Linked DNA regions of Homo sapiens: region 2 is linked to region 1. Evidence: read pairs that join two places in POLR2A ChIA-PET (ENCODE). Cell type or tissue: A673. All regions are shown on one strand. Links, peaks and the distances in the headings refer to the core of each region. The heading gives the core; the rest is flanking DNA.

What was found. Peaks named below come from ENCODE experiments on the same cell type or tissue, not always from the same donor. Only the 100,000 strongest peaks of a DNase experiment are listed, where the experiment ranks them.
Region 2: POLR2A ChIA-PET joins it to region 1 with 13 read pairs; 2 of 35 experiments call an interaction of 5 or more read pairs at or near these places.

Annotation. Positions count from the first base shown.
Region 1 is chr3:150,750,162-150,760,078 of GRCh38, reverse strand. The region is part of intron 1 of SIAH2 (siah E3 ubiquitin protein ligase 2); the gene reads left to right. Among named protein-coding and RNA genes, the nearest start is that of SIAH2-AS1, 6.8 kb to the left of the region's middle. RefSeq lists an enhancer at 590-649. In A673, for the core only: no CTCF peak of the experiment used is centred there; no DNase peak of the experiment used is centred there; H3K27ac peaks cover 77 bases.
Region 2 is chr3:150,962,456-150,972,372 of GRCh38, reverse strand. The region is part of intron 1 of CLRN1 (clarin 1); the gene reads left to right. Among named protein-coding and RNA genes, the nearest start is that of CLRN1-AS1, 5.3 kb to the left of the region's middle. In A673, for the core only: no CTCF peak of the experiment used is centred there; no DNase peak of the experiment used is centred there.

The DNA of each region.
Region 1 (9,917 bases), core at 3,975-6,474:
ATCAAACTTAAAACAAGGCAGATCTGTTTACCTAGCCCTTTGGCCTACAGTTTGAGGCTCCTAGAAATTATGGGACTGCCTTTTTACTGTCCCCACCTGCTCTCAGAATCTCTCATGGGCTGGCTCATGTGAAAAAAACCAACGTTGAATAAAGTACCAGAGCCCACATCTCAAGAGCTGCCACTGTTTGCCTGAAAGACCACCTCCCAGGGCCTTGATTTCCTCATCTATACAAATGAGAGATGAATCTGCTTGACTTCTAAGGACCTGTAGCTTCTAGCATTCTATGAAAAGAAGGGAGGCTATCTGGAATGTTATTGGATGCCCTCTATCTGCCAGTTACTTTGCAGGGGTCAGCTTTTACTAGTTTGCCTTTTTTTTTTTTCAGATGAGGAAACTCATGCCTACAGAGTGGTTAAATGTGAAGTGACTTGTCAAATCACACAGCTAGTAAGAGGACCAGTCCAAGCACCTGCATCTCAAAGGCACAGATGTTTTGTCCTACACCTTACTACGTAGGGATTTCGAATCTGAGTGTATACTCAAGATTCTGAATCATAACTCAAGGTTGACACCAGTAACAAAACCGTCTGGTTGGATGAGTTCACCAGATGGGCCTCTTATGGGACCATCCCAAAATGACAACATACATACTCACTATGAAATTCATTGGCAGGAATTTTGTAGGGCATGTAGGGTAGGAAGATGGGAGGGTGGGGGAAACCTACAAACCTAGTATTTTGTGGGGTATCATCACAGCTCTGGACTGCTTCAGTTGGCAAAAAAATGGATGTATTGCCAAATAACTATCCCACTTAGGTTTAGGGTAATTAATTAAAGGCTAGAGTGTTGCCAGCACCTTTGATATGGGGAACCGGATGCATTATTAGCTCAGATCTTTGGGTGTGGTGACTCATGCCTGTAATCCCAGCACTTTGGGAGGCAGAGGTGAGCAGATCACCTGAGGTCAGGAGTTCGAGACCAGCCTGGACAACATAGTGAAACCCTGTCTCTACTAAAAATACAAAAATTAGGGCCAGGCGCAGTGGCTCACGTCTGTAATCCCAGCACTTTGGGAGGCTGAGGTGGGTGGATCACCTGAGGTCAGGAGTTTGAGACCAGCCTGACCAACATGGAGAAACCCCGTTTCTACTAAAAATACAAAAAAGTTAGCTGGGCATGGTGGCACATGCCTGTAATATCAGCTACTCAGGAGACTGAGGCAGGAGAATTGCTTGAACCCGGGAGGCAGAGGTTGCAGTGAGCCAAGATCACGTCATTGCATTCCAGCCTGGGCAACAAGAGTGAAACTCAGTCTCATTAAAAAAAAAAAAAAAAAAAATAGCCAGGTGTGGTGGCAGGCACCTGTAATCCCAGCTACTCAGGAGGCTGCGGCAGGAGAATCGCTTGAACCCAGGAGGTGGAGGTTGCAGTGAGCTGAGATTGTGCCACTGCACTCCAGCCTGGGTGACAGAGCAAGACTCTGTGTCAAAAAAAAAAAAAAAAAAATGGAATGTCTAATAGTGTATGGCTTTCTTCCGCTTGGGGTATTTTTTAATCCATTCTGTGGCTTGTTCCATGCCTGAGAACTTTTGACATCCTGTGCCCAGACTTAAACTCACCCCTTCAGTGTGTGGGTTTAGGGGGAGAAGTGAAGGTTGACACATTCATATCAACAACATAGTCTACTTTACCATCCAACGATGTATTTTGATATCAGCCAAGTATTTCTCTCTACAACTGTGAGCAATGCTAATCCACTCCAGCCTTCTTACACTGTAATGATACCTTTTCTTTGTCCTCTCTGAAAGTTTCTAGTAGCATATCTCCAAATAATTATTGAATTTGAAAGCCTCAGCTGGACAAGTCTTCTCTGTGGTTGAATTGTGACAATGTCTGTGTTCCTTAAAAAAATAAAAAATAACATAAAACCAAGTAAGGTTAGACAAAACAGTTGAAAGTTTAAAATCCCTTGGCCTCATCTAGTTCAGTGGAGACAAACTTTCTAAATGGGAGGAGGGCCATGTAATGAGAGGAGAGGAGAGGAGAGAAGTATTTGATGCACTCATGGCCTCAGGGTCAGGGAGACCTGGAGGAGCAGTGGAGATGGTGGAGAGCCAGAGAACAGGTGCCACCTCCCAAGAGGCAGCCTTTACTCACCTCTGGCTGATTGGTGGGGTTGGGGATGTGGGTACAGGCATATCAGACCTTTAGATTTTTTTCAAGAAAAGCCAGAAATCTGGATCTTTTTTTTTTCCTTTAAGAGATGTCATCTCACTATGTTGCCCAGGCTGGTCTTGATACTCCTGAGCTCAAGCAATCCTCCTATCTCGGCCCCCCAAAGTGCTGGGATTACAAGTGTGAGCCACCGTGCCCAGCCTGGATTTTTTTTTTATGTTAAATATCTCGATTTTTTTTCTAGCATTGGCTGACTTCACATGTATAACCACCACTTGCAGACAAAGCGAACCACCACGTCTCCAGGCCAAATTCCAGCTGCCAGCATGCAGCCTCTGATCTGATTCTCTTGTAGAAGCATTCCTTGAGCCTGGAAGTTCTCATTTAACTCTTGCCATACATGAACTTTGGAACTCTGTTAGGCCCTAACTGTTGGTGATTTTGTAGCTTGTTTTCTTTTCATCTTCATTTTGCCAAGAGAATATTATTTTCTGGCCATCAGGAACCCTCAGATGATGGCCTTGTGACTAGATGTTTGACTCTATACAGGTCAGTTTCTTTTTTGCACCTGAGGGTCTTTAAGAGAAGGGATTGGACTAAATGATTATCCCAAGGTTCTTTCTTACCCTAAAATTTTAAAATATAGTAAGCGGTCCCAGTGAAAAGAACGTGAGCCAGGAAACAGAAGACCTGGGTTCTCGTCCTGGCTTTGTGTGACTTTGGTCCAGTCACATACTTCCCTGACCCTGTTTGTTCATCCATTAGAAAGAACGGAGATGACGCCTAGTTAGTGGGTGCTTGGAAATCAGATTAGAAGTGCTGTTGAGGGCTTTTGCTTCACCATATGGAATGGAATATGGGGGGTATTGGGGTGGTTGGAAGGTTGCAATGGGGGATCACCTGGAAGCAGGAAGCACAAGCCGATTAGCCAAAAATACTTTCAAAAATTTCTTCCTAACCCCCAGAATTCTCCTAACACAAAACTATTTACTTTGGAAGTTGTCCCTGAAGTCCTCACTACTGCCTGACATGGGCAAGGTTGGCCCATAAAAGCACAGAGTGAACTGGCAAGGACCAGAGTCCACATACATTAACTCCGGGGCTCAAGATTTTAAAGAACAAAATTGATAATACACCTTTCGTTGTAGTTTACTTTTTGTATAAAGCAGAAGCATTAGAATACTATATGGCAGTACTTAAGCTTAATGGTAATTCCACACATAACTGGCCAAAGATTTTTCACAGGTCACCATGACCTGGAACTAGAGTAAATAGTTATCAGTGAAAGTTGAGCCTTAGTATAACCAGAACAGAGGCTTACCAAAAGTTACAGCAGGTCTGGCCTATAAAATACCAGCCCAAGATTGGGATAGACTCTCCCGTTCTGTGGTAGAGCTGTTTTTTGAAGCCCCATTAAAAAGTACTGTATACATGAATATAGTGAGGCTTCACTGTAAAATGTCTTAAGCATCAGATTTTGCTTCTGACAAAATTTGTGAGACATGGCCGTTCTTATTCAAACCCATAAGGTCCTCACTCCTTGAAAGGGGCACGTAGCAGATACACATTTGCTAAACTGTGTACCAGTGCCAGCATTTGGAGCCACTGTGTATTGCTGGCGAGTTTTTCAGGACATGATCATACACAGGGTATTTGAATGTGGTTCCACGCTGGACATCCTGAAAAGGAAAATAAGAAAGTCTTCCTGATCAAATGTATCTTTATTTTAAGATTCGGGGTATCCTTTTAAGGCTGATGAAGGATACTGAAATGCTCTACAGAATTTCATCAGCTTTGCCCTAGATTGCAAAACTGTTGTTTTCCTCATTTCCAGTTTGGTAAAGATTTTATGTAATGATTTTTAGACTGTGTAGCATCTATGGAATAAAAGGGTTTTCCTGTTCTCAGTTTTTGCCCACAGGTGATATACAGATGGATGAAAAATATTCCTGGTCAGGTGTGGTGGCTCATGCCTGTAATCCCAGCATTTTGGGAGGCTGAGGAGGGCAGATCATGAGGTCAGGAGTTCAAGACCAGCCTGACCACCATGGTGAAACCCCGTCTCTACTAAAAATACAAAATTTGTGCCAGGCACAGTGGCTCACACCTGTAATCCCAACACTTGGGAGGCCGAGGCGGGCAGATCACCTGAGATTGGGAGTTCGAGACCAGCCTGACCAACATGGAGTAACCCTGTCTCTACTAAAAATAAAAAATTAGCCAGGCGTGGTGGCGCATGCCTGTAATCCCAGCTACTTGGGAGGCTGAGAGGCAGGAGAATCACTTGAACCCAGGAGGCGGAGGTTGTGGTGAGCTGAGATCGCACCATTGCACTCCAGCCTGGGCAACAAGAGTGAAACTCCGTCTCAAAAAATAAAAAAAATAAATAAATAAATACAAAAATTAGCTGGGCATGGTGGCTCGTGTCTATACTCCCAGCTACTCAGAGGGCTGAGGTGGGAGGATCGCTTGAGCCCAGGAGGTCCAGGCTGCAGTGAGCTGAGATCTTGCCAATACCCTCCAGCCTGGGTGACAGAGTGAGACCCTGTCTCAAAAAAAAAAAAAAAAAAAAAAAAAAGGGAAGAAAAGAAAAAGAAAAATATTCTTTTGCTAATGCGCCGGCCTATGCACTGCTTTAAAATTTTGAATCAGCAAAGATAGTATCTTTGGGTCCCTTTTACCCCCAGGATCCCTCTAACTCTGGCAGTTTTGAGGGCAGCCCCTCATCTGGCCTGGTCCAAATCCCAACTCCAGCCCCACTGTGACTGGCTGGTGACCTCTCCAAGCCTCAAGGTTGCCTTGAGGACCAAACACACTAATAATTCATGCAAAGTGCCTGACACAGCCCAGGCACTAAATAAATGTGCTCAGTTAGAAGCTAACAGAAACTAAATGGCCGATGTCTGAGGTCAGGTTCATGCATAAACTTGAAAAAAAGGAATCATTCCTATTTTTTCCCATAGATTTTCCCAATGAGCTTCCCTTCCCTACTCTTAATCATATAGCATTTTCATAGAGCTGTGTAAGTTGGCCCTTGTATTGGTTTTTCAGTGATGAGGATTTTTTTTCATTTCTTTAAATTTTTTGAGAGGGAAAACTGGTTAGATTAAGCAGCATTTTAAATTATATGTATTATATTTTGTGTATTTTTACATATTATGTTTTCTAAAGTTATGATTATTTTTAAATGTAGAACATATAGAAAATAGTATAAAATTAAAATCTCCTATAATCTCCCTCACCTAAAGATAACCACTATACCATTTTGCATACATCCTTGCAAACTTATTTCTACATCGGTGGAGTTTTTCTTTAAAAACAAAAACAAAAACAAAACAAGTGAGATGGTGATATGGTTTGGGTCTATGTCCCCATCAAGTCTCATGTTCAATTGTAATCCCCAATGTTGGAGGTGGGGCCTGGGGCAGGTGGTTGGATCTTGGGGGTGGATTTCTCATGAATGGCTTAGCACTATCCTCTTGGTGCTGTTCTCATGATAGTGAGTCTTATGAGATCTGGTTATTTAAGAAGTGTGAAGCACCTCTCCCACCCTTGCTCCTGCTCTTGCCATGTGAGATGCCTCACTCCCCCTTTGCCTTCCACCATGATTGGAAGCTTTCTGAGGCCTCCCTAGAAGCAGAAGCCACTATGCTTCCTGTACAGCTTGCAGAACCGTGAGCCAATTAAACCTCTTTTCTTTATAACTTACTCAGTCTCAAGTATTTCTTTGTAGCAATTTGAGAATAGAACAATACAGGTGAGGAATCCTATTGTCTACACTGTTTCATAATCTGCTTCTTTATCTAACACATTCTTTATCTAACACATCGTGACTGCTTTTCTACAGTGATAAATATTCTTTAGGATCATATTTAATGGCCACATATTGCAGTTCTATAACAGTACCAGAGTTATTTAATCAGGCTCCTATTTGTGGTCATTTAAATTCTCTTTTCTTACTGAGATTTTTTTTTTAAAGCACTGCTATAACCAAATCTTTGTACACAAAAATATAGTTATTTCCTAAAGTTAAATTCCTTGAAGTTGGATGGTAGAGCCCAAGGGTATATGCAGAAATCTCAGTGTTTTTTTTTTGTTTTTTGTTTCGAGACAGGGTCTAGTTCTGTCATCCAAGCTGGAGTGCAGTGGCATAATCACAGCTCACTGCAGCCTCAACCTCCTGGGCTCAGGGGATCCTCCCACCTTAGCCTCTTGAGTGGCTGGGATTACAGGCACACACCATCAGGCTTGGCTAATGTTTGTATTTTTTGTAGGAACAGGGTTTCACCATGTTGCCCAGGCTGGTCTTGAACACCTGAGCTCAAGTGATTCGGCTTCAGCTTCCTGAAGTGGCAGGATTACAGGCATGAGCCGCCACACCCGGCCTGAGAAATTGAAGCTTTTTGATAGTAGAACCAAATTGTTTTCTCCCTTAGAATGGTTTACAGTTGAATGTCCATTTCTTCCCAGCAGCACCGACATTGGGTGTTACCTTTTGGTTTTCTTAATGCCACAGCCTGCTTTTTCTCCCTGGTGCAGTGTCAGGCCAGAGTTGGCCGCTGCTGACCCCACCAACTTTACATCATACTCACTCTTGCCTTGGAATCTCCTGCAGTTCCAGGCCCTCTCCTTCCCACAACCCATCTGCCTAGCCAGTTCTTGCCTCTGCTCACCCCTCTCGTCTTTCTGAAACTCTCCTAAGTCTACTGGTGGAGACAGATGTGCCAATAGGGCAGAGCCCGTCTGAAGTACTAGGAGCCGAAAGGAGTCCGAAGACCTTGCTGCCATGGTGGCACCAGCTGCATGTTGAAGGTGCGCAGCGGTTTGCCTGTGAAGAAAGAAGGGATGGAAGCTCATAAGGAGGCTGTGTGGGAGGCCAGCAAAGTTGCTTGTGAAGGATGTTGCTTGCCTTGCTTATAGATGGCCCGAGCTAGGCACCCATGCTCGTGCAGTTTTTAAGTTTGGGGGCAGAAACTCCAGTCTGGACTAATTACATATACAGTGTCTTTTTCACTACAACCTCTTGCTTTTTCTGTGCCCACTCTACCCTTCTGAGGAACAGTGATCCCTCTTCCCATTCTAGACCCAAGGAGTGGCTTTTGCAGGGATGGCAGTGGTACCAGCAGGTCCTCTTATTAGGGTTGCCAGATAAATACAGAGTGCCCAGTTAAATTTGAATTTCAGATAAACAACAAATAACTTGCGGGGCCGGAGAAGAATAATAAGTATATTCCAAACATTGCCTGAGAGACATCTTGTATTTTTATTTGATAATTTTTTTTTTTTAATACTGAGATGGAGTCTCGCTCTGTCGCCCAGGCTGGAGTGCAGTGGTGCGATCTTGGCTCACTGCAACCTCTGCCGCCCGGGTTCAAGTGATTCTCATGCCTCAGCCTCCCGATTAGCTGGCATTTCAGGCTCATGCCATCACGCCCGGATAATTTTTGTATTTTCAGTAAAGACATGACTTCGCCATGTTGGCCAGACTGTTCTCGAACTCCTGACCTCAGGTGATCCGCCTGCCTCGGCCTCCCAAAATGCTGGGATTACAGGCGTGAGCCACTGCACCTGGCCTATTTAATAATTTTACAACCCTACCACTTAAGTCTTTTGGTGAATTCAGTTGCTTTCGTTGAGAAATAAAGACTGCTGAGGGGAATAGAGCTGTTTGAAGAACTGTCAGGGCAGTTATGTGGTTGTGCAGGTGGGAACCTGGCATGGAAGAGTGAGGGCATACTGAAAGGGTGGGTGTGGTACTGGTCACATGGCATAGAGCCTTTAACTCAGCTTTTAAGTGTTTTGTTTGCTTGAACATGCACTTTGAAAGGACCTCACAAAACTGGTTCTCCATGACAATGTGTGGTTACCTGCTAACTCTGGCTATGGACAGATGAGAAACATACATGGTCAAAAGTCAACCTTTGTTTAAAGTTTCTAAGATTAAAAATAAACCCCTGCCAGCCCTGGGAGTCTCTGTAAGGCTAAACACACCCTCCCTTGATAGCAGGGTGTTCTCAGATTTCTGCAGTAATAATTATGCCAGGCCAGTTGTGGTGGCTCATGCCTATAATCCCAACACTTCGAGAGGCTGACATGGGAGGATCACGTGAGGCTAGGAGTTTGAGATCAGCCTGGGCAACACAGCAGGACCCTGTCTCTTTTTAAAAAGAAAGAAAAGAAATTTATGCCAAAGTCTTCCCAAGACACCTCTTAGTAAGAAAGCTAAAAGGTGGTTTGTTGACTTTCTCTTAGGCAAAAAGGACAGATTTTTGGGCCCAAGATTTTAATTAGAATTGTCTTCCCCAGAAGAAATTTAGTAAAGTGAACAGTAAGTGTTTCCTTACTCTCACCACTGTTTGGTGACACTGTTTGACTTGACAGTTCTAGTGCTGAGTAATAGTGTCTTCTCCTATCACTGTCTGTAAAACTGTTACTGCACTATTGGTTGATGATATCTCTCTCTTTTTTTTTTCTTAAGAGACAGAGTCTCTCTCTGTCACCCAGGCTGGAGTTCAGTGGCGTAATCTCGGCTCACTGTAACCTCCACCTCCCGGGTTCAAGCAATTCTCCTGCCTCAGCCTCCTGACTACAGGCACATGCTGCCACGCCCGGCTAATTTCTTTTGTATTGTAGTAGAGATGGGGTTTCACCATGTTGCCCAGGCTGGTCTCGAACTCCTGAGCTCAGGGAATCCGCCTGCCTCAGCCTGCCAAAGTGCTAGGATTACAGGCATGAGCCACCGTGTCAGGCCTGATTATCTCTTCACACTGCCTCACAGCAGAGTTCAGGAATTTACCATTCAAGTTAAGGGAAAATACGCTAAGGTTCTTAGAGGAAGGATGCTAGACAGATGCAGGTTGAATATTATAAATAAGTCACAAGAACAGATTTCACTTTCTCCTGTTTCCCAAGCCTTAACATGATTAACTTGAAGAGTCTACAACTCTTCCACTGTTAATAATAGTCAAGGAGGAAGTCATAGACAGTTTTATAGACCCACTCATAGGTGATTTGGTAGGCTCCAGGTCACACAGGACACTGGCTACTTGAGTTCCAATCACAGCTACTCTACCATTGTTGTAAACATATTTTAAGCAAGAGGAACATACAGCCATCAAAAGGACAACTGTGCTCATGTTTTCCAGTCTAGGTAAGATCTCAGAAAGGCTATAAACCTTCTCACTGCCAGGCATGGTGGCTCACATCTTTAATCCCAGCATTTTAGGAGACTGAGGTGAGAGGATTGCTTGACGCCGGGAATTCATGACTACCCTGGCTAACAAAGTGAGACCCCGTCATTTCAATAAAAAAAAAAATTTTTAAATCTTCTCACTCCAAATAGTTATGTAAATAAAATATGTGAAACACTTTCATCAAAAATGACAAAACCATAGTGCCTGAAATCTAAAACAAACATTTCTTCTTACATGATCTCAAAATCTATTGATTTTTTTTTAAATTCTAAGTCCCACAGTAAAACTTCTAATTAAAGTAAAATTAACATGGTGGAAAACATTCCATCTTCGGCAGATACATCTAACATTTATTCATTCATCAACAAATATTAGGTGGGCAAGAAGCAGGCAATGAATCAGTGAACCAATAAGCAAAATTAACAAACCTGTAAATTAACTAGAAAATAACCTGTGATCATTCAGTGGTCTTTGTGGGGCAGGTAAACATTTTAAATCACAAAACAGCTAGCTTGAATTGCTAGAAGTCCTTTTAAAAGTTTGACT
Region 2 (9,917 bases), core at 1-2,500, 220 kb before region 1:
CCGTGTTTACTGCAGGACTTTTTAAATCGGTGTGAACCATATGAAAAACCTATGACTCTGAGCAATTTCTTCTTCCTAGTTTTTATTATTTTATACTTGCTTTTTATTATAATATAGAGTTAATTCATTGTTACATAATTAAGGTTTTTGGAAATATTGGCAATTAAGATGCTTAAGTATTAATATTTATGTAAAAAATTATGGAGTCTTTTTAAAAAAGTAAACTTGGGGAAATAGGAAAGCTGTAAAGAATGATCTTTATGCTTTTTGTTCTTTATAAAAAGAACCAAGGTCATGGGCTCCGTATTTAACCAGGTTGCCACCTTTCTCATGATTTTGTTTCCTGCTCCCCACTCCCTCCCATTATTCCTGCTAAGACCTTTCCTGCTGCTAAATATTCAGTTTTCATTTTTAACTAATTTGGAATCATTTGGCTATAGAAATTTAAAATGATCTGCTGTGCTAACTGGGAAAGAAATGGATGCCTATTTAGTATAGAACATTTTAAACTGATTGACCTGCAAATCATGTAGAGAATATGAGAGAGATTTTCTTGTTGTGATTTTTGTGAAATGGAAGTGTAATCCACAGTATTTATAACCTGTTTATCTTAAGAAGAGAATTTTTAAAAATTACCATGTGAATAGGCAACTCATTAAATGAAAATTAATAGGAAGTCATTTGTTATATCTCTTACAACACACATTCAGAAGTTATTATTATTTCAGAAGGGCTGGTTTGGAACAACCTTATGAAGACACAGTCAGTAAATTACTGCATAAATCACTCTTCAGGAAAGGAGGTTACCAACTGAAGCATTTAAAATGAATTATTATTTTGCCCAGGTTTTTTTTTTCTTTCTAGTATAGGTAGAAGGCTAAATTAATTGAATTTATTATTAACATATGCAGTGCCTAATTAAATTTCAGTGCTGGTCTATTTATATTTCTGCAACATTCCTTATATCTTCTTAGCAGTCATTGGACACCAACCTTCAGCTCACATAGGTTACTAAGTGATATGAATTTTCATAGGGCTCCAGAAAATTTCCAAGAATTGGTTGTTAGCTTTTTAATTGATGAAGTGGATACCAGTTCTTTTCACTGAATGGCTTTTATTCATTAAGGTAATGGGGCTGTTAGAGTTGCTTAGTTTTCCTGGGGAAGGGGAAGGAAGAAAACAAAGCAGAATGTCATGTGATATGCAACTGTATTAAAAAACCGAAAAGGAAAAAAGTTGAGAGAGATGATTTAACCGTGAGTCACCGGCAGCCAAAGCGTGAGTAAAGCTTCTCACAGATGAATTTAGACAAAAGCGGAGAAGGTACTGGTGAATTTTCTGGAGCCTTTACATTTTCTACAGTGAAATGGAGATAAACTTTACTCATGCCATAGGACATGTTTCAAAACAATAATAAGATGTTTTCTGAACACTTACTACATACTAAGCACTTTATATGCTTTGTCTCATTTAATCCTTACACAGCCACATTCTTCTGGGGTTTAGCGAATGATTTTTGTGGTTGTGTCCTATGCTTGTCCTGTCTAAGGATGAAGTTGTTCTAATTGGGTGCCCCTCCTTTTGCTTTCTGTGAGGACTTGCAGAACTGGTGGGGTTTAAACAGTACCCTCACTTATCTCACAGAATTTCATTAGCTCCCAGATACCCCTGACATTCTCCCCCTAGCCTAGTGAAGAAAATCTTCCATTTACTTGTTCATTCTGCAGTGACAGCTCCATCAATATACAATAGACTATACATATTAAGTGTACTGTATATACTATACATGTTAAAAATCTCATTCATTTTGGTGAGGCCCAGCTAAGAATACTTACAGTAGAGCTTTTTTTTTTTTCCTAAGCATAAAAGTATCTTTTTCAATGCAGCATGAGACAGAGTTGGGAAAACCAAAATAAATAGATCCAATGGACTCCCCAAAGAGGATAATATTCATTTAAATAAACACCCCTCTCAGTGTTAAAACTTTCTAATCAACATGCCTTTGGGACACATTGCACCCTCAAAGTTTACACTCCCATTGCAACGCAGCTTTGTGGTTCACGTTTTTTCCATTCAGAATGTCATTACCCTGTCAATGATGTTTCATCAACGTTTGCTTGGATGAGAATCCTCTGATATTCTTCCTGATAGAAATGTATAAGCCCTGTTCATATAAATGAATAAAAGATCTAACCTTACTTTCTCAGTAGTGGCTTCCTTGGAGCAAAAAGCAGGGACCTCCAGAGAGCTCAGGTGGATGACTCTTTTCTGTTTCTTCCAGAGCTCAACTTACAATTAGTGCACAATTCATTTCCCAGAATGTCTTCTTTCTTATTGTGCCTTTAGAAAGTTATTAAGCAAACATTTGAATTCACAGAATCTTACCAGTGTAAGAGGAATGGAAAAGGTAACTTATCAAGGTAACAATCACTTCGTGGCCAGTTTTTTCGGCTCACTGCAACTACCCCTCCTGGGTTCAAGCGATTCTCCTGCCTCAGCCTCCCAAGTAGCTGGGACTACAGGCGTGCACCACCATGCCCAGCTAATTTTTTTTTTGTATTTTTAGTAAAGACAGGGTTTCACCATGTGGGCCAGGCTGGTCTCATGGCAAGTTTTCTTTGTGTTGTCATGTTATTATCAATTAATAGGAATTTATATTTCAGTTCTGTTAGGTGGATAAACACTATTTTGCATACCTAAATGTTTCATTTATATCAGCACTGGCCAATAAAAATATACTATAAGCAGGCCGGGTGCAGTGGCTCACGCCTGTAATCCCAACTTTTGGGAGGCCAACACTTTGGGAGGACACAGGGTCAGGAGATCGAGACCATCCTGGCTAACCTGGTGAAATCCCGTCTCTACTAAAAATACAAAAAATTAGCCGGGCGTGGCGGGGGCGCCTGTAGTCCCAGCTACTTGGGAGGCTGAGGCAGGAGAATGGCACGAACCCGGGAGGTGGAGCTTGCAGTGAGCCGAGATCTCGCCACTGCACTCCAGCCTTGGTGACAGAGCAAGACTCTGTCTCAAAAAAAAAAAAAAAAAAAAAAAAAAAAAAATATATATATATATATATATATTACAAGCCACAAGCCACATATGTACTTTTAAATGTCCTAGTAGCCATATTAGAAAACAAAAGTAAAAAGGAATAGATGAAATTAATTTTAATGATTTTTTTAAACCCAAGATATCCAAAATATTATCATTTTAACATATAATTAAAAATTTATTGAGATGTTTTACATTGTTTTTTTTTTTCTTGACGCTGTCTTGGAAATCTAGAGTGTATTTTACATTTACATTACATCTAATTCAGTCTAGCCACATTTCACATGCTCATTTTTTTGTGTGTGGTTTTATGGAGCAGAGAGTTTAATAGGCAAGAAAGAAAAGAGAAGGCAGAAGAAAATGGCTCCCCTGTACAGAGACGCGGGGGTGGGGCGCTCCAAAGCCAAAAGAGGAGGTCCCTAAGTATGGTAGACACCAGCCAGGAATATATGCAGTGTCTGGAGGAGGGGATGTCTGATTTGCATAGGGTCACATGCTCATTTTTATGGCTACTGTATTGGTCAGTACAGATTTAGATGGGGATTTGCTCTGAACAAGTTGGTGATTGATGGTGTTCATATTTTAATTGAATTTTTCCTGGGTTCTGCTGTACACTTGTATGTGTGTTAGTTTCATGTGCAATGCTTGTGTCACTTTTAAAACCCAGATATATGGCATAACATGAGAATGAAAAATGGACCAGAAAAATAGTTTGGCAATGTAGTCATGTTTGTTCCTATTAAATGTTCCCTATTGACCACTCTATCTCTTTTAATTATAACAAGAATCTGCCCTGCCAGCATGCCCAGTTACGCTGGGAAAACTTCTGCCTCATTTACTCTGGCTGATTCTCATCCACTTATGGGTCAGTGGTTCATTTTCTAGAGGTCACCAGCATTCATACCTAGCATACAATTTCATTCATTATAATGAAGGAATGTTTTCCCTTCAAAGAGACACAACTAGTGGGCTTAATTTTTCTTGATATGTCACCTGTAAAATTTTAATGATGATGTTTAAACTCTAAATGTAGCCATCAAGACAAAAACTGCAAATTTTGAGCCTCAGTGTGTGTGGGTGGGTTTCTGTTTCGGTAATTTGAAACATTGCAGAATATCATCAAAATATGATACCCAAGAATCATATGGTATCAATCATTCCTAGATATACTGATCTATTCATTGCCAAGATAGTTCAATGAGCTGGCAAAAACATATGGAATTATTTTCTTAAAATGTGAAAAATAAAATTTAACCAATCATGTATCACAGCTTGCAACTTTAGTCATACTTTGAAAAGCATTTTAATTTGGACCTCATGATTGAAAATTTATAAAAAGCTGAACAGAAATTAGTTCACTTCATATTTTAGAAAAGCAGAGTTTCTTTACTAAATGAGGCATTTGACCCAAATTGGAGAGAAAATGTTGAAACTACTTCTGTGAGCAAGCAGGTGGCTTCTCAAACACATGTTGGGATGAAATGGTTGGGCCTCAGGGTCTCAGTGCCTGTCACTGAGAGTTGGCACTCTCTATCTCCATGGTCTCCTCCAAGTGTGACTCTTGTCTCTTGCTGACCTGACCTGCCCCAAGTGACTCACTGGTCATGACCCTGCACACCTTGCGTCTCTCCTATCACCCTGCCGATGGCAGAGCTACAAAGGTCTTTGATGTAGCTCTGTCTGATATCCTGTGTTTCCCCCTATGGTCTGTGTGGAAGCAGGTATGGGGGTGTGTAAAGGGGAAGCCTATGAAGTTCATCTGCAAAGACTACCTGGTTAGGGGAGGAGAGGAAGAAGCTATATGCACCATTTCACCAGCAAGCATGGGCTCTTCTGCCTTTTAGCTTAGGGGTCCTGTTGTCTAGTCTCACTCACCTATTAAAACAGTCCAGCAAATAGAGGTTTTGTTTACCTCCCATTAAAAAAAAAGCAATTAATGGAATAGAAGATAATAATGTATGAGAAGCACTATTGTGAAAGAAAAACCTTCAACTTCTCTCAGCCAAATAATTGCTTCCTCCTCTGTCCTTCCCAGACCTTGATGTTTGCTCTATTATTTCAAAACAACTATATTATAAATATTTGAGAATGTGTATTTCCCTGCAAGGAGATCTTAATCCCCAAGAAGGCAGGAGCTGTGTATTATTCATCCCAGTGCTCCTTCAAACCAGGGCCTCAGACAGTGCATGGCCCAAAGAGGTACTTAATAAACGTTTGGTAAACTGACACTATTGAAATTAAGCAACCTGGATTTGAGGTGGGTCTCTGCCACTCACAAGAGATTACGCTTTGAGAAAATTCCATCACTTCATTGATTTTCAGTTCTTGCATCTGTATATGGGAGACGATACTAGGTGATTTCTGACATCTCTCACCGTTTAAATGCTCTGTGATCTATACAACGAGGGGCTCGCTGTTCTAGACAAGTTCCTTCCAGCTTTACAGTTGCATAACCCTTCTAATCTTAGTCACATGATGACTCCACTGACAGATTTTTGGCCACCATCATTAGACATGCTGAGTTACGTGTGCCTTTGCTCTGATCCTCAAAACTCATGATTTTTAAAGTTTTCTGAAATATCTACCATTTATCAGGATCCAGATGGATTTCATGACCAAAGTGGATGTTTCTTTTCTCTCCCATTACAATCTTTTACTTTTTGTGTGGGAAATTGCATGTTAAAGAAAGGGAAATTGAAGAATGGGATGCTTTGGAATTCTGGCAAGATGGATTAGTGGGTTCCAGAAAGTAGGGGCAGCCACAAATACCGAAATAAATGAGATCGTATTATTGAGAAAGCACAAATGGAAGAAGGTCAAAAGCAAGAAGAAGCTGACATCCTGCTTCCTCCAATTTTTGCTTTCTCTGTTTTTCCAAGAAACTCCTCTTCCAAGCCTTGCTGAAAAACTCCACTTTCCTAAATCTAACTTCTTAAACTGATAATGGCAAGAAGTTAGGAATGACCAATATGTTTAACACTCCAAGAGTATTTGTTTTGTTTTGTTTTGAGACTGGGTCTCACTCTGTCGTCCAGCCTGGAGTGCAGTGGTGTGATCACAGCTCACTGCAGCCTTGACCTCTCCTGCCCAAGGAATCCTCCCACCTCAGCCTCCTGAGTAGAAGGGACCACAGGCATGTGCCACTACACCTGGCTAACTTTTAAAAAATTTTTTTGTAGAGATGGGGTTGCCCAGGCAGGTCTCAAACTGCTGGGCTCAAGCAATCCTCCTGCATTGGCCTCCCAAAGTGCTGGAATTATGGGCATAAGCCACTACGCCTGACCTCTCCAAGGGCATTCTTTACCCAGAAGAGGAACTTGGCAGAACTTATCCTCCAATTGGTGAGGAATATGGAGAAAATGACTTTAAGCAAAGGAACTTCTGGTTCTGCCTACCTAATCCAGAAAAAGAAGTTTTATTTCTCCCTTCCCCTAGTAACTATCTTCCCATATTCACATAAAAAAGTACAGAATCAACATTGTTCAAGAATTATAATTTTACTTGTAAGCACATGTGCACACGCACACCCATATACCTTCCTTCCCTTTAAATCATCCCACACCCTAATAGTAGTAAAATCATTGACCCGAGCATACCTGGGAGAGGAAGAGGAGTCTGACAGGGGCAGGTTCTAAGTGGCACTCCTGGAACTTAACCCTGGTGTATATGAACTTTACCTATTGAAGGATGACTCCTCAACTGTTCTCACAATTTGCTGCTCTGCTTTCTTTTCTAATTTCTGAAGGTGACTCATCTTCCCCAAGGACTTTCAGACTTCTCAGAAGAAAAAAATATTGGGTGGGTCTCTGCCACTGGCAAAAGATTAGACTTTGAGAATCATAAAAGTATATCAGTATATACTCATTAATATTGAATTACTATAATTAATATTATGATATTGATATAATGATAGAATGATATTGATAAAAGCAATATTCAATAATGAATATTATTTCAGCTGCCCACTTATTGGGTGCCTCATAGGTGCCAGGCATTTTGTATGTATTATCTACAACCCTTACATGGGACATATTATGATGCTGTTTCTCTTGAAGAAATATGGAAACTGGAAACAGAGAGGTCACCACAATTTTCCAAAGTCACATAGCTAATAGGTAGCAGACTTGGGATTCAAATTCATATGCATATGGTAAATCATGCTCTTCCTCTGCTACATTTTGCCCCCTTAGAATATGAAAAAGGGATACAAAGAGATGAAGAAAATATGTAAGATTATCCTTCAATTTCACTATCTTTTTTAAAGTTTTTTTTATTATACTTTAAATTCTGAAATACATGTGCAGAACATGCAGGTTTGTTACATAGGTATACACGTGCCATGATGGTTTGTTGCACCCATCAACCTGTCATCTACATTAGGTATTTTTCCTAATGCTATCCCTCCCCTAGTCCCCCACCCACCGACAAGCCCCGGTGTGTGATATTCCCCTCCCTGTGTCCATGTGTTCTCATTGTTCAACTCCCACTTATGAGTGAGAACATGCGGTGTTTGGTTTTCTGTTCCTGCGTCAGTTTGCTGAGAATGATGGTTTCCAGCTTCATTCATGTTCCTGCAAAAGGCATGAACTCATTTTATGGCTGCATACCATTCTATGGTATACATGTGCCACATTTTCTTAATCTAGTCTATCATTGATGGGCATTTGGCTTAGTTCCAAGTCCTTGCTATTGTGAACAGTGCTGCAATAAACATATGTGGGCATATGTCTTTATAGTAGAATGATTTATAATCCTTTGGGTATAGACCCAGTAATGGGATTGCTGGGTCAAATGGCATTTCTGGTTCTAGGTCCTTCAGGAATTGCCACACTGTCTTCCACAATAGCTGAACTAGTTTACACTCCCACCAACAGTGTAAAAGCGTTCCTATTTCTCCACATCCTCTCCAACATCTGTTGCTTCCTGACTTTTTAATGATTGCCATTCTAATTGGAGTGAGATGGTATCTCAGTGTGGTTTTGATTAGCATTTCTTTAATGACAAGTGATGATGAGCTTTTTTTCATGTTTGTTGGCCGTATAAATGTCTTCTTTTGAGAAGTGTCCGTTCATATCCTTTGCCCACTTTTTAACGGGGTTTTTTCTTGTAAATTTGTTTAACTTCCTTGTAGATTCTGGATATTAGTCCTTTGTCAGATGGGTAGATTGCAAAAATTTTCTTCCATTCTGCAGGTTGCCCGTTCACTCTGATAATAGTTTCTTTTGCTGCGCAGAAGTTTTTTTAGTTTAATTAGATCCCATTTGTCAATTTTGGCTTTTGTTGCCATTGCTTTTGGTGTTTAGTCATGAAGTCTTTGCCCACGCCTATGTCCTGAATGGTAATGCCTAGGTTTTCTTCTAGGATTTTTATGGTTTTAGGTCTTATGTTTAAATCTTTAATCCATCTTGAGTTAATTTTTGTATAAGGTATAAGGAAGGGGTCCAGTTTAGTTTTCTGCATATGGCTAGCCAGTTTTCCCAACACCATTTATTAAATAGGGAATCCTTTCCCCGTTGCTTGTTTTTGTCAGGTTTGTCAAAGAGCAGATGGTTGTAGATGTGTGGCATTATTTCTGAGGCCTCTGTTCTGTTTCATTGGTCTCTGTATCTGTTTTGATACAAGTACCATGCTGTTTTGGTTACTGTAGACTTGTAGTATAATTTGAAGTCAGGTAGCGTAATACCTCCAGTTTTGTTCTTTTTGCTTAGGATTGTCTTGACTATTCAGGCTCTTTTTTGGTTCCATATGAAATTTAAAGTAGTTTTTTCTAATTCTGTGAAGAAAGTCAATGGTAGCTTGATGGGAAAAGCATTGAATCTATAAGTTACTTTGGGCAGTATGGCCATTTTCATGATATTAATTCTTCCTATCCGTGAGCATGGAATGTTTTTCCATTTGTTTGTGTCCTTTCTTATTTCCTTGAGCAGTAGTTTGTAGTTCTCCTTGAAGAGGTCCATCACATCCCTTGTAAGTTGTATTCCTAGGTATTTTGTTCTCTTTGTAGCAATTGTGAATGGAAGTTCACTCATAAGTTTGCTCTCTGTTTGTCTGTTATTGGTGTATAGGAATGCTTGTGATTTTTGCACATTGATTTTGTATCCTGAGACTTTGCCGAAGTTGCTTATCAGCTTAAGGAGATTTTGGGCTGAGACGACAGGGTTTTCTAAATATACAATCATCTCATCTGCAAACAGAGACAATTTGACTTCCTCTCTTCCTATTTGAATACGCTTTATTTCTTTCTCTTGCCTGTTTGCCCTGGCCAGAACTTCCAATACTGTGTTGAATAGGAGTGTTCACCACCTATTTTAAGAATAGTATTGAAGCCTCACAAAAGCTGGTTCTCATGTAACCATCTGAGAATATTTGGCCTTATGACTTGAATTCATTCATTGCCTTTTTATTTCACATTTTAGTGATCCTGATGTCTAAATCTTAATCTTTGATCCTTGCAAGGTAAAATAGCCAAGTCAAGCCTGTTTAATAATATTGGTTGAGGAAGTCACATGCTTATGATCAATCTTTGGGTTATGTAATTATATTACCTTAATGTTGGCAGTTTAGGTGTAAGGCAGAGATATCTGATCACATGTGTGGTTAGCTAATTTAAGATCACTGCCAACTAAAATCTTCATGGTATGATCTTCAAAGTTAGCTACTTTGACCACAGCAATGATTTCACCACAGCAATTAACAAAATGGCAGACTCTTTCCTGAGGTGGCATGAACAGTTTTAAAACAAAGTCAAGGACCAAAAGAAAAGCAGGCACATGGCATTTGATTCATTTCAAAAACTAGTATTGTATTAAGAGCCAAGGGGATAGAATTGTAGCATCAATTAAAATCTTGTTTGAAAAAAAATAAAA